Regions from separate parts of the Mus musculus genome. Here all the other regions are linked to region 1. A link is a loop called in an ENCODE intact Hi-C map of the cell type or tissue named here. Cell type or tissue: gastrocnemius. All regions are shown on one strand.

Evidence for each region. Peaks named below come from ENCODE experiments on the same cell type or tissue, not always from the same donor. Only the 100,000 strongest peaks of a DNase experiment are listed, where the experiment ranks them.
Region 2: it touches region 1 in a loop (1.9-fold over the local background); 9 of 42 quality-filtered maps call a loop at or near these places.
Region 3: it touches region 1 in a loop (2.0-fold over the local background); 7 of 42 quality-filtered maps call a loop at or near these places.

What each region holds. Positions count from the first base shown.
Region 1 is chr6:115,607,227-115,612,226 of GRCm38, forward strand. It overlaps Mkrn2 (makorin, ring finger protein, 2), which reads left to right. Exons shown (of 8, transcript NM_023290.3): 2 at 2,355-2,483; 3 at 3,293-3,474; 4 at 4,409-4,713. Among named protein-coding and RNA genes, the nearest start is that of Mkrn2, 7.8 kb to the left of the region's middle. In gastrocnemius, a CTCF peak has its summit at 2,078 (motif pointing right); a DNase peak (open chromatin) is centred at 2,095; H3K27ac peaks cover 715 bases.
Region 2 is chr6:115,782,748-115,787,747 of GRCm38, forward strand. It overlaps Cand2 (cullin-associated and neddylation-dissociated 2 (putative)), which reads left to right. Exons shown (of 15, transcript NM_025958.2): 4 at 1-113; 5 at 2,359-2,624; 6 at 4,129-4,234; 7 at 4,383-4,522. Among named protein-coding and RNA genes, the nearest start is that of Mir7660, 9.6 kb to the left of the region's middle. In gastrocnemius, no CTCF peak of the experiment used is centred here; no DNase peak of the experiment used is centred here; H3K27ac peaks cover 1,242 bases.
Region 3 is chr6:115,769,783-115,774,782 of GRCm38, forward strand. It overlaps Gm44180, which reads right to left and starts at 1,034. Exons shown (of 2, transcript XM_030255690.1): 1 at 1,010-1,034; 2 at 132-559. The coding sequence starts at 1,034. The coding sequence ends at 135. Cand2 (cullin-associated and neddylation-dissociated 2 (putative)) reads left to right here and starts at 4,775. Exons shown (of 15, transcript NM_025958.2): 1 at 4,775-4,896. The coding sequence starts at 4,829. In gastrocnemius, CTCF peaks have their summits at 440 (motif pointing right), 640 and 3,041 (motif pointing left); DNase peaks (open chromatin) are centred at 4,492 and 4,865; H3K4me3 peaks cover 1,007 bases; H3K27ac peaks cover 1,189 bases.

The sequences.
Region 1 (5,000 bases):
CTGCAGCGTGTCCCTGCAGTGTGTCCCTGCAGTGTGTGCCTGCAGGCTGACTGTACCACAGTAGGGAATGTTCTGCAGTCTCCAGAAATCCCAGCCTAAGCGTGTGCCTTTCAGCTTCCCGGGCACCTCATTTTGAGCCAGCAGTGTTACAGCTGCTGACCAGGTGACCTGGTGAGCTCTGGTAGTGTGATTCCAGTCAAGGCTCCCAGCAGGCCTGCCCCTGCCTCACCCCACACAGAGCTACCTTCCAATCTCCACTTAACATGAGCTTGAGAACTCTGCCCTCCCTCAGCTGTGTCTGTGTCTCCTGTCTCTCTGCTTCCCCACCCTTCAGCCTTCACTCGGAAGATTTCATCAGTGTGACTAACGCCACTTGTCCTGTCCTTTATAGGCCTTAGTAAGAGCTGCACTCAGGGGAGCCTGAATAAAGCTGTGCTGAGCGGAGCAGTTCACACTGCACCCACTCATTTAAAAGTGATGTCAGCCTTCTGTTACTACAAAGGCAGTTATATAATATGTTCACAGTAGAAACACTGGGAAGGGCAGGTACTGTAAAAAGAAAAATGTCAAATGCCTGGGTTCCGGCAGCCTGTGGTCAGCATCAACAGCTTTGAGAGCTTTTGCCCTTTGCATATTTATTGAGCTTAGCCCTGTCTACTTCCACCCTCTTCTCCCTCTCCCATTGCCCCTTATCCTAGACAATTAAATACTTGGGTGGATCACCACTCTTAGCTCACTAGTTTATGTTTATGATATTTTTAACCAAAATGAGATCCTGTATATGGCTTTAAAAAAAAAAAAAGAATGTTGTGTGTACTAGTTAGTTTGTTGTCAATACAAGCGAAGAGTTGTATGGGAAGAGAAGTGTTGAGAATGCTTCCACCAGCTTAACCTGAAGGCAAGCCTGTTATTGCTTTTTCTTGACTAGTAATTGGTGTGGGAGGGAGAATCCAGCTCACTGGGCTGAGCAAACCAGTCAGCAGCATCTCTGCCTTGCGTTCCCTCAGTAATGGACTGCGACCTGGGAATTGAAAGCTGAAATAGACCCTTTCTAACTCACAGTGCTCTGGTCCTGGTGTTCATCATAAGAGTAGAAACCCAGGAGGATACTGGATAATGTGATAATTTAGTCATATAAGCAATCCCTGGAGCTCTACATGTTAGACAAATATGCTGAACCCCACAGTCTTCCCCCTTAACTGCCAACAGTCGCTCTGCTTTCTGCTTCTGTGAATTTAACTATTCAAAGTACCTTACATGAATCTGTTGGCACAATGTCCTTAAGGCTCATTCATGTCATGAGTTGGAAATGTTTTCCTTTTTAAGGCTGAATAATATCCCATATGTACATACATTTCATGAGGTTTGTGCACTTTTTCCTTTTCTTTTTCTTTTTTTTTTTTCCTTTGTTTTGTTTTTTGAGACAAAGGCTCACTGTGTATCCCTGGCTGGCCTTGGTTTTTTGTTTGTTTATTTGTTTTTTAAGTCTAGGTGTCATGTGCAGGCTAGCTTCAGATTTGTTATGCATCTAAGGATGACCTTGAATTTCTGATCCTTCTGGCTCTTACCTCCTAGTGCTTGAATTATAGGCATGCATTGCCACATCTGCTTTATTCTGTGCTAGGAGTAGGACTCATGGCTTAGCACATGCTAGGCAAGCACCCTACCGATAGAGCTAAATCCCCAGTCTCCTAAGAGTGCTAGGATTTCAGGTAAATGCCACCATGCCCAGCATCACTCGTGACTTCCAATGCCACTGTCTTCTTTGGGGATCAGTACAGCAGCATTGTGAGGCAGTATGTGTTGTCTTCATGGACAGGTGAAACGGCAAGGAAAAGGAAGAGGGCTTTGGGGACTTGGCTGAGCCTGGGACTTTCTCAGTCATTTTTTTTTAACAACTCCAGGAGAATGGGGAGGCGGGTTTTCTTTCCTGACATGTTTTTCCAGTTATAAAACTGATATCTTACATATTCAACATAAAGCAAGAGCTTCTCCATAGAAGGGTTTGAAAAGCATTTTATGTGTATGAATGTATGTATGTCTTGCATGTATGTCTTTGCACCACATGCACGCAGTGATTAAAGAGGCCAGAAGAGGGCATCAGATCCCCCTGAGCCTGGAGTTGAAGATGGTGGTTAGCTGTGGTATAGAGGCTGGAAATAGAGTCTGGGTCCTTTGCAAAAGCAGCAAGTGCTCTTAACCCCTCAAGATAGAAACTTTTGAGGTAATTTTTCTACAAAGCTGATCTTAGGTCTTACAAAATCATGGAAAATGAGTGCACTGTGGGCGCTTGGTGTGTAGTGCTCGTGAGTCCTCCAAGGCATAACTCATCTCTCCTGTACTTGGCTTCTCAGGTATTTTATGCATGGCGTATGTCGCGAAGGCAGCCAGTGCCTGTTCTCACATGACTTGGCGAACAGCAAGCCGTCCACCATCTGCAAATACTACCAGAAGGGCTACTGCGCCTATGGTGCACGCTGCAGGCAAGGCTGCCACGACTGTGGTTACTGGAGCTGTTTGGTTTTTGTTGACAGGGTTTTATGCCGCCTAGGCTGACTTCAAACTTTATATGTAGCCAAGGCTGGCTTTAAATTCTGGTCTCCTGCCCCCATCTCCAATGGTGGAAATACAGCTGTATGCCATATGCCTACCTGATCATGGGCCTTAATATGGGGAGATTTTAACTTAAAATTGTATTTAGAATATTAATAATTTGTGTCTGACCTTTAAACCCTGTATAGAACACCCTAGACTTTCCCACTGCTACAAGACAATACCCTCACTGGTTTTGTGTGTCACACGGTGATATGCCATTGGTTTGAAAGCCATTTCTGGTTCATGCTCAGGTGACTTCTGGCGTGGATGCTATGCCATTCATGCACACAGAGCTCTGTTGCTCCAGGCTAGAACAGTGTGAGGTACTCCATGTTTTGGTGAGCAGAGCCCATCTGGTCCTCACTGTCTGGCAGAGTGATAGAGTTTGAGTGGGTCACCTGTTCATGCACCCCCCCCCCCCCAATCAGTGTGTCCTGAGGATTCCTACCAAAGGGCCTGTCATGGTAGCACGGGTGTCAAGGGCTTTCCTTGGCAGTAGATGGGTCTCTGTCAGTCCTACTGGGATACAGGTGTGGGTATAGGTAACAGGACACATGGCCCCAATAGCCTCTTTCAGTTGAGAGTACAGAAACAGGTCCTCAGTGAGTTCAGCTGTTGGTGGCTGGGGGTGCAGGGGAGGGGAGGGTGCAGGTGTTAGGGCCTGCATGGCCATGACACATTGTTATGTTTTGTTCAGATATGATCATACAAAGCCCCCAGCTGCAGCAGGTGGAGCTGTGGGTCCTGCACCCAACCCTTCGCCCTCCTCAGGCCTGCATAGTCCTCACCCTTCTCCTGACATTGCCACATCTGTTATGAGGACACATTCGAATGAACCTGGAAAACGGGAGAAGAAGACGCTGGTGCTCAGAGACCGCAGTGAGTGAAGTGCAGCTTTTGCTGCCTCTGGGTGTGCTGCTCTCGGGCTCTCAGGCCTCCTTCTCACGACACTCCTGACACTCCAGGAGTCTAGAGTTGATCTGAAAACAGGCTGCAGAGCTTCAGAGGTGGCTCTCCACAGCTTGGCTGAGCTCCACTTTGAGCCCAGCAAAGCATCAGAGGAGTCTTTTGTCCCATGAAGTTGCCTCTTCATAGGAGTCACCGACTATTCACTTCTAGCTGGGTGTTTTAATGGTGGGCATGTGTCACTTTCTTGTTTGGTGCTGTGTCCTGGTAGTGACTACTTTGGGGGTTTCAAGAGCATCTTCAGACATAGCACAAGGATGAGGTCTGGGCCCATAACAGGTTTGAGAGAAAAAAAGGCATCAAATGGAAAAGGCTTTTGAGCTGCTGGGCCTCGCTGGGAAGTTTCCTAGTTCTTGGGGTTATTCCCCTCGGAATAGGCACATTCTACTCCTAGCAAACACATCATCAGCTTGATGCAGTGGGTCATCTCTGACAATGTCAGCCGTGTGTGACAGGGCAAAATCCCACTGACTTCAGGTCTCAGGATTTTTGCATTTACAAAGGAGCCCCTGTGTTCTGTTCATCTTGTTGGTTCCTTCATGTTTTGAGGTGGTTTTAGCATTAAGTGGTCTGTATGTTGCCATCTGGTATTCTGTATAAAAAGACTACATTTTCTTTTGCTGTTCACGAATGTTCTACTGCCTGGGCCACCCTCTAGCCTCTGTACTGTTGTTGCTCTTGGGCCTGCTTTTCACTAGCTATTCCTAGTGTGGGCTATTAGTTGATAGGACAGGTTGAGCATGTGTGTGTGTGTGTGTGTGTGTGTGTGTGTGTGTGTGTGTGTGTGTGTGTGTGTGTGTGTATTTTGTGTTGAGATCTCACTTGTATGTGTGTGTTTTGTGTTGAGATCTCACTGGTCTGGCTGAAGATAAGACTCCTCCAAGCAAAGTGAATAATCCAGGTGGCTGCAGTGACCCTCAGACCAGCCCAGAGATGAAGCCCCATTCCTACCTAGATGCCATCAGGACTGGCCTGGATGACTTGGAGGCCAGCAGCTCCTACAGCAATGAGCCGCAGTTGTGCCCCTATGCTGCCGCTGGGGAGTGTCGCTTTGGAGATGCCTGTGTCTACCTGCATGGGGACATGTGTGAGATCTGCAGGCTTCAAGTCCTCCACCCCTTTGACCCAGAACAAAGGAAAGCTCACGAGAAGGTAACTTAAAAACCTTGGCATGAAATCATTTGAAGAAGCCTGAATGAACCACAGGACGGAGTCATTCAGGAGTCTCACAGACATCTTTCTGCCAGAAATTCCTGTGTTACGTTCCTGGCTTGTTTTTATTCTGTTTTTAAGTTCTTTTTCTGTTGCCATTTTTGATTATTGAGAACAAAAAAGAATAAGAAGTATTAGAAATGCAAAGTTCAGGGCTGGAAAGATGGCTCACCAGTTAAGAGCACTTGTTGAGCCTGGCAGTGGTGGCACACATCTTTGATCCCAGC
Region 2 (5,000 bases), 180 kb after region 1:
GCTATCAATGTGTGTCGAAAGATCACAGGCCAACTCACCAGTGCCATCGCCCAGCAGGAGGATGTGGCTGTGCAGCTGGAAGCCCTGGACATCCTCTCTGACATGCTGAGCAGGTGAGCAAGTCCACTTTAGGCAAGAAAGATGGGGACAGGCAAGATTGAGATGAGTGGCCTGCATGCCAGGTCCTGTGCTTAGTCACCCAGCAGCCTTGCAAAGAAAGCAGTGTCATACTATGGAACTGGCTCTGGGAGGTCATTAGCTCCAAGGTCACACAGTCAGTAAGTTTCCGGTGACTTGTGCATTTGTTCTAGGGGCAGGAAAGGTTAGGTGCTAGCATATTGGTGCAACTGCATTGTTCCCGGGGAGGAATTCACAGGCAGGTTGGCCAACTATAGTAGAGTGATTAGGTCAGGTATAGGTCCCAAGCTGAAAAGGCCCAGCCCCGCTGCCAGGCAGGGGAATCTTACTGGAGCTGAGTCTTCATGGGCCCATCAGATCTAGGTCATCACAGAGGGCAGAGGCAGGAGAGGATTGTGAAAGGGTTCAGGTTTGGGGGTCAAGGGGACACTGATGCAGATTGCCTTTTTGATTAAAAGATTAAAAGGGCCAGGTGTGGTGGTGCACATCTTTAGTCCCAGTACTCCGGAGGCAGAGGCAGGCAGATCTCTATGAGTTCAAGGCCAGCCTGTTCAACAAAGAAAGTTCTAGGACAGACAGGGCTGTTACACAAAGAGACCCTATCTTGGGAGTGGGGGGGACCCAACATGGTGAGCTCTAAGCAGAGTTTAGGCCTATATGGCAGAGTGAGGTCCCTTAAAGGTTTCAGAGTTGAGAGGCATGTGGGTGACAGCTGTCCTTAATTGGTGTTTGTAATCAGGCCATCTCTGATCCAGGATGGCAGGGGTGGGGGGAGGATTCTTGTATTTGGAGGAAGGAGTGACCTTCAGGGGAAGAGGGGCCCATTGATGAATATGTATGCAACATTCAGGGGTTAGTCTGGGACCTAATACAGTGTCAGCAGCATGTGATCGTGACCTAAGCAGTCTCTGCTCTGGGTCCTAACAGACTTGAGCCGAGGCTTGTGCATGGTGAGCTGATTGTGGGAGCTGGTGTGCAGCAGTGAGGCTGGAGGGCTGGGCAGGGCCCAGGACACAGCCCTGTCTTCCTTTGCTCTTTCCTTCTGTAGTCTGGACAAGCAGGGCTGGATAGGAGTGTCTTTGTTTTTACATTTGCGGTAGGATTGTACAATCCTAGGTTTTATTCATACTGGGGAGGAACTCTACCACTGATCTATGTCTCTAGCCCTTGTCCTATTTTATTTTTGAGACTCCATCTCTCAGAGTTGCTCAGGCAGGCCTTGAACTCACTCTGTAACCCAGATTGGCCTTAAACCTGCAATCCTTCCACCTTAGCCCTCCTAGCAGGTGAGATTATAGGCCTGTGCCCCTAAGCCTGGCTTGGCTTCCATGAGCTGTCTGAAGAGGTGGACTCCGCAGGATGGGGTGGTGAGACTAGAGGATGACCGGAACCAGGAGATGAGAGAATTGGGGTGGGGTGCTCCGGGAGCAGAAGGGTGCAGTAGGAGATTATGTGTTGAGTTTGTGGAGCTTGGAAGGCACTCCTCAATCACGGGCTTCAAGGGCCAGAGTCTGTCCTTATGGCCCGACTTCTAGCATAGAACCTGTGACACGGCAGATGAATTAGTAGGTAAAGGCTGCAGCAGAGTGACCTGGGCCAGACACAGGAGAGTGAGGTCGTGGAGGGCAGCAGAGCAGGAAGAGAACAGCCTTAGGACACTGGGGTCAGAGTCACTGAGAGCTATTTGACTGTGGGAGAGGAGCTGAGGCCACCGAGAGCTGGTTCCACCCATGGGAAGACTATATGAGGGCTGGCGCTTGTCTTGCGTTCAGAGCTCAGTTTATCCAGAGGACACTGGGGAGCCATGGCAGGATTAAGCCTAGTGATCAAGTTTATTGGGTTTTATTCCCCTCGAGTCTCAGTAAGGAGGATAGACTTGCAGGGATGGGCATAGAGGCAAACCTCAGGCTCCCAAGAGTTCGGAGCATCCTCCCTGGAGCCCACATGCCCACTGCACTCCTCCCTGAGCTGAGAGGATGGACACCTGGGCTCAGGTCATGGACTTAGACTATTGACTTCAGAGCCTTCAGAAGGCAGTCTCGTGCCACTGGCTGCCCTATAATAAGCAGTTGAGTCACCCCCCACAGTTGGAGAGGTACCTTTTCACTTTCCAAGGGTCTTTGAATATCATTGGTAAGAGGTACAGAGAGGATGGGGATGCAGATCCTGACTGCCTGAATGCAATGCCTGGCCTGACATTCCCTCCCATCCTGTCCCCAGGCTAGGTGCCCCGTTGGGCACCTTCCATGCAAGCCTGCTGCACTGCCTATTGCCCCAGCTGAGCAGCCCACGCCTGGCTGTGCGCAAGCGCACTGTTGTCGCACTTGGTCATCTGGCAGCCGCCTGCAGCACTGACCTCTTCGTGGAGCTTGCTGACCACCTGGTGGACCGGCTGCCTGGGCCACGGGCACCCGCCAGCCCTGCAGCCATTCGAACCCTGATCCAGTGCTTGGGCAGCGTGGGCCGTCAGGCAGGCCATCGCCTGGGTGAGAGGGCAGGGCCAAAGCGTTGATGGGTGGAGGTAGGGGATATGCTCCTAGCAGGAGCATAAACTGGCTTTCCTTTTCTGAGTCTTCTGCCTCTTGGGTGGTCTCCTGGGACTGACTTCTGTGGCCTAGAGGCTTAGGGATAGTCCTTGCAAGTCATGATATGAAACCCTTATTCAGAATGTGTTCCAGCCTTCTACTTTGACAGGCACACCTTAACCTGGGAGCCAGGTTTGGAATCTTTCATCTTTTATTGAAAATAATAGGTCTACAGAAGCCATACTATTTAAAGTACACACCAGCATACAGTTGTGAGCTCACATCATAGTCAAAACACTCATCATTAGGCTGGAGAGATGGCTCAGTGGTTGGGAACATCGCCTGTTCTTCCAGAGGACCCAAGTTCAATTTCCAGCAACTACATGGCAGCTCACAGCTGTCTGTAATTTCAGTTCCAGGGGACCTGACACCCTCACACAGACATACAGGCAGGCAAAATACCAATGGACATAAAATTTAAAAGAAAGAAAAAGAAACCCACTCAGCATTCCCACCATTCCCATTTCCATCTCTGCCTCTCCTCAGATCACCACCGCAGGCTTCATCAGGTAAACTGTTAGCCACAGACACCTTAGGTGTTGCAAATTAGAACAAGACAGTGTGCGTGGAGGTAGCATAAATCAGCCCTCCTAAATCCTGGTGAGCCAGTGGTCTTTAGCAGCTACTCCTGGCTACCCTCTAGGGTTCATGTTTGGTTGGGCAGGAAACTGAGTTCCCAAGGATCCAAAAAAGTTTATAAAGGACTGTCTAGGGCTGGAGAGATGGGTCAGTGGTTAAGTGCATTTGCTGCACATGAGGACCAGAGTTCAGATTCTAACACCAGTATCAGGCTGCCAACAAATGCCTGTAATTTCAGTTCCAACAGATCTGACACCCTCTTTTGGTCTCTGCAGGCAACGTGTGTGTGTGTGTGTGTTTGTGTGTGTGTGTGTGTGTGTGCGCTAAAGGGGTTGAGACCCCTTTGGGGATCAAATGACTCTTTCATAGGTGTCACCTAAGATCATTGGAAAACAAATATTTACATTATGATTCATATCTAGCAAGATTACAGTTATGAAGTAGCAATGAAAATAATTGTATGGCTGGCAGTCACTACAAGGTAGTGGGTGGGGACCAGGCATAGGACCCTCTTGTTCTCACATCTGCAGCTCACACCCTAGTGTAGGAATAAGGCACATTCCTGACTATGCCTCAACCACATTTGCCCAACCTGCAGGGCCCAGAGCTTAGCTCTACCTGCATTGTTCATTGGTTCCCATGCCATCACCATCAGTAGACTGAGTCAGGACGTCTTTGCAAGTGGCCCACAGCCCCATAACATAGCAACCAGGCTACACCCCAGCCAGCTTCTAAGTTGAACCTGCCCTGCAAAGGCAAGGCTGGGCTGAGGCGAAGCTGGTGACTGAGGAAGGCTGGCTGCTTCAGTGACTCTTTGGCTCTGCAGGGGCCCACCTGGACCGCCTGGTGCCCATGGTGGAGGAGTTCTGCAACCTGGATGACGATGAGCTAAGAGAGTCCTGCCTCCAGGCCTTTGAGGCCTTCCTAAGAAAGTAAGTGTGGCAGTTGCGCCAGACAAAAGGCAGGGGAGCTCCACGGGAAGTTAGCGGGGATGGGGTGACAGCTCTTGACTTGTTTTGGGGCCCCACCCCTGCTCTTCCACGCTGAGTTCCAGTGAGGCCTCCCCTCCTTGTCCCTCAGGTGCCCCAAGGAGATGGACCCTCACGTACCCAATGTGACCAGCCTCTGCCTGCAGTACATGAAGCATGACCCCAACTATGACCATGACAGTGATGACGAAGAGCAGATGGAGACCGAGGACAGTGAATTCAGTGAGCAAGGTAGGTGGACAGCCTGTTTGAGGGAGAGCAGGGCACAGCAGCCAAAGCAGGGGCTACATGGCCTGCCTGGCTGGATGCTGCTCTTCTCTAGCTGTAGGGAAGGCAGTGCAGTCATCCTCCTGCTGCCCTGTTAAACAGCCCACACCAAAAATACCTGGGAAAGAAGTTAGTCTGTATTCCTCACATAGACAGTGAGGTGACAGCTGGTGTTGGGATGTGTGTGCTGTATCAGGTGTTATAAATATTTAGTGGTGACTTAAGGCTGGGAGTGGGGTGTGTAGGGTATATGTGACTACTCTCAGATATTGTCATCCAGGCTCCCACAAGTCCCAAGGGACAACTCTTAATTGTCACTTCCTGATTATCCACTGGTATTCTAAGCTCTTCCCTCATATTCCTCATAGTGACCCTAAGACCTAGGGGGAATCATACTCGTATTTCAGACAAGGAATCAAGGAAACACCCAGAAGTGACCTAG
Region 3 (5,000 bases), 160 kb after region 1:
CCACTCGCAATCATATACTTAGGTACCTTTGACCCCATGGAAAAAATATCTAACATTCAGAACTACTGATAACAGGAAGAAGAGGAAAACCATTTTTTTTTTGACAATGAAATGTTTCCCCTCATAGTGGACTCTTATGCACGTTCTCTGAGTATGCGGAGTGCTAGCTGGATATCTTTTGGCATAATTGTTACACTTTTGGCATGGATAGCACACAGATTGGTATCTTCAAAAAGGCCAACCAGATAAGCCTGACTTGCTTCCTGCAAAGCACCAATAGCTGCACTCTGGAAGCACAGATCTGTTTTGAAGTCCTGAGCGATTTCTCGAACCAGACGCTGAAAGGGGAGCTTGCGGATCAGAAGTTCAGGGGACTTCTGATAGCATCTGATTTCACGGAGTACCACAGTACCAGGCCTGTAACGATGAGGTTTCTTCACCCCTCCAGTAGAGGGCGCACTCTTGCGAGCGGCTTTTGTAGCCAGTTGTTTCCTGGGTGCTTTACCACCGGTGGATTTGCGAGCAGTCTGCTTTGTGCGAGCCACGGTATGGACACCTCCTTACTTACCCCCCTTCTCCTTTGGCTGGAGCTCGGCAAGCCAGAAGCGGCGCTGGCGTTGGAGAGCGGCGGCCCAAAGCATCTTTGAATACACCATAGAACCTTGGTTATTGAGAAGGAGGAGGGCTCTCTGCTTCCTGTGCATATGAAATGTGGTCTCTTTGCTTCCTGGCTGATAGGCTCCTGCTGGCATGATGGACTGTAACCATTCTGGAACACATTCCTCAATGGCTAGCAAGTTTCTTCAGGTGCAGCCCGGGCTAGAAGCAGGCTGAGGACTGTGTTCAGATTCCAGAGGACCCCCCCTCCCCCCAGTCCTTGGGCTAGCAGACCTCTTTCAATAGCTCCTTCTTGTGCCTCAAAACTCTAGGCTCCGCATGTGCCTTTTACCAGTAGGAAGTTTGGAATCTTCAGGGTTGAGACATCAGGGGTAGAAGCACACCTAGTCACCATCAAATTCTACAGCACTCATCATGGTGTCGCCACATAGGCAACAAAGAATGGAAAATAGTTCCAGGAGGATGAGTTTCTGACTTTCCCACAGGTCAAAGTCAGTCACCTGCTATTGGATACAGTTTGATCCCCAGAGTCTCCAGCTGTAGGTTTAGCCCTGTGACCTCGATCTTAACTAGGCCTCTGTTGCTGTGTTAAAACACCATGACCTAGGCAACTAATAGAAGTGAGGGTTTGTTTGGCTTTACGGTCCCAGAGGGACAAGAGTCCATCCTGGCTGGAAAGTGACAGCAGGTCTGGCAAGAAGAGCAGGAAGTTCAGCTGTCACATCTTTCAGAGAAACTGTGCTCTGTCAAAGTCCACCCCTCCCGACATACTGTCTCCATCAAGACTGCACCTCCTAAGCTTCCCCAAGCGGGTTACTAACTGAGGACCAAGTGTGTTAATGCCTCAGGCCATGGGAGACATTTCTTATTCACAGCAGCACACTTAGTGGTGTTTTATTTAGAACCCTTTTTGAGGTGTCAAACTCTTCTCTTGTCTTGAGACCTAACAGACTTTGGAGGGCAGGGGCAGAATACTGGCTGTCCTTTTTGTCTCTTTATACTATTGATTTCAATCTTTAAGCATGGCTATTGAACACCCAGAAGTTCCATTAAAAACAGTCTCGAAGGAAGAATGATGATGGAAATTTAAATTTTGTAACACATAAAATGAATAGATTTTACTGTTGGGCGGTGGTGTTGCACACCTTTAAGCCCAGCACTCAAGAAGCAGAGGCAGGGCCAGGGGCAGGGGCAGGGGCAGGGGTAGAGGCAGGCAGATCTCTGAGTTTGACTCCAGCCTAGCCTACAGAGTGAGTACAGGACAGCCAAGGCTACACAGAGAAACTCTGTCTTTTGGTTTTTTTATAAGATTCATTTATTTATTATATGTAAGTACACAGTAGATGTCTTCAGACACCCCCATAAGAGGGCATCAGATCTCAGATCTCATTACAGATGGTTGTGAGCCACCATGTGGTTGCTGGGATTTGAACTCAGGACCTTCAGAAGGGCAGTCAGTGCTCTTAACCGCTGAGCCATCTCTCCAGCCCACCCTGTCTTGAGAAACCAAAATTAACTAGTTAATTAATTATGGGTAGAAGGATGGCTCAGTGGTTTAGAGCACTTGTTATTCTTCTTTTAAAAAAAGATTTATTTATTAATTTATTTTATGTATGAGAGTACACTGTAGCTGTACAGATGGTTGTGAGCCTTCTATGTGGTTGTTGGGAATTGAATTTTAGGACCTCTGCTCACACCGGTCAACCCTGCTTGCTCAGGCCCAGAGATTTATTTATTATTTTACATAAGTACACTGTAGCTGACTTCAAACACACCAGAAGAGGGCATCAAATCTCATTACGGGTGGTTGTGAGCCACCATGTGGTTACTGGAATTTGAACTCAGGACCTTCAGAAGAACAGTCAGTGCTCTTACCCACTGAGCCATCTCGCCAGCCCTGAGCACTTGTTACTCTTGCAGAGGACCTGGGTTCAATTCTCAGCACCCACATGGTGGTTCACAACCGTCTATAACTCTAGTTCCAGGGGATCTGACGCCCTCCTCTGGCCTCTTCGGGTACTGCATTCACATGGTACACAGACATACATGCAAGCTAAACATTCATATACATAAAATAAGACAAACCTTTAAATTACTTTAAAAAGTTTGATTGGAATACAAATCCAATGTAAGATGATGCACTCTACAGTTAGAAAACGCATGCTTTCATTCAACACATGCAGGCTTCCAGAGTCCCACTAAGTGCTCAAGGAGTAAGATCTGAAACTCTGAACTGTAAACAGGGTTTACCAGAGGAGTGAAATAGCAACCTTTACCCAAATCAGTCTATTGTTATAAAAAATGAAAAAGGGGGCTGGAGAGATGGCTCAGTAGTTAAAACCATTTATTGCTCTTGCACAGGTCCTGGGGTCCCAGTATGCATGTGACAGCTCACAACAGTGGGTAACTACAGTTTCTTGGAGTCTATTGCCCTCTTCTGTCCTTCATGGGTACTGCAATATATATATATATATATATATATATATATATACACACACATATATATATATACACACACATATATATATACACACACATATATATACATATACATATACACACATACATATATACACACATATATATACATATATACATACGCATACATACATACACACACACACACACATATATATATATATATATATATATATATATATATATATATATACACACACATATACATATGTGTATGTGAGCAAGAAACTCCTAGATACAAAATACAAATAAATAATAATGATAAAATGTAAAAAATTCCAATTTTGTCTCCACTGTCATTTACTAAATAACTGCCTAAGGTGCCAAGTGATTGCTATATTTCTCCCTGGGAGTATTCACAGTCCCCTGAAGGGCTGTCTCCCCTTCTCATTCATGAAACAATGACTTTCTTCTGGGATGGCCACATAGGTGTGAGCGAGACAGGAGCAAGAAGACTAGGAGAAATGTAGAGGTCCCTAGCCTCCAAGGCTTGGGACTTTGTAGCCACTGTTCAGTCATCTAGAGGAAGAGAAGTTGGATTAGGAGTCGGAAATCAAAGATGTAGCAGATGTCTCATTTAAATCCTTCCTTTCTTTATCTTTTTTTCTAAAGACAGGATCTATGTAGCCAAGGTTGAAATTTTGATCCTCCTGCCTTCCTGCCTTCACCTGCCAAGTTCTGGAATTGCAGGTATGAGACACCCCAGCCCCCTAGATTTCCTTTTACCAACCTGAGGGTGTGGCTCTGTGGTAGAGAAGAACCAAAACAGAAATTTTAATACATTTAAGATAAAACTTTCTTAACCAGGGTCTTGGTGCATGCCTTTAATCTCAATACCTGGGAGAAAGAGGCAGGCAGGTCTCTGAGTTTGAGGCTAGCCTGGTCTACAAAGTGAGTTTCAGGGCAGCAATTACTATACAGAGAAACCTTGTCTCAAAAAACAAAAACAAAAACAAAAAAGAAAAAACAAAACAAAGCAAGAAAGATAAAGGTTTCTTTTATTCCTTTGAGTAACTAAAAATAGCCAGCAGAGGTTGTGTGACTCCCCAAGCTAGGTAGCAGAGATTTGAAGCGACACTTCCTTTCCAGTTTAAAGAGTCCCCCTAAAGATCTACGCGCGCGCGCGCGCACACACACACACACACACACACACACACCTCCTAACTGGGGAAAACTGTGATCAACTTTAGGGAACAGCTATTGCTCTCGGCTTTGGGAACCTGAAGTCCGTCCTTAATTCATCTCAGGTTCTTTGGCTGTGTGGAACCTGGTAGAATCTGGAATTGCCATCCCATGTCCCTGTTTGCATGAGTGCCATTGAGAGAGCAAAGTCAAGGGGTCTTCAAGGCACAATCGGGAGAAGGCGTGGTCAGGGCCGGGTGGTGAGCTGCTGGTGCCCATGCTGAGCAGAGCTGTCCAGGAGAGGGGGCCAGGCCCGTTACTTCAGTCCTGCTCGGGACAGGAGGGGAGAGAGAGAGAGAGAGAGAGAGAGAGAGAGAGAGAGAGAGAGAGAGAGAGAGAGAGAGAGAGAGAGAGAGAGAGAGAGAGAGAGAGAGAGAGAGAGAGAGAGAGAGAGAGAGAGAGAGAGAGAGAGAGAGAGAGAGAGAGAGAGAGAGAGAGAGAGAGAGAGAGAGAGAAGGGGCGTGGCCGGTGGGGGAGGGGGCGTGGTGGAGGGGAGGGGAGGCCGCGCCGCCATATTCGATTCGACCCGCAACCCCGCGGCGCAGCCAGCATGAGTACCGGTGCCTTCTACATCTCCAGCCTGCTGGAGAAGATGACGTCCAGCGACAAAGACTTCAGGTGCGCCCTGTGGGGGCTCGGGACTCGTTTTCAGGGGTCTCAGCCTGTCCCGGCCGCCCCTCTGCTCCCCTGCCCCCCCCCTGCGGACCCCTGTGGGAGCCCCC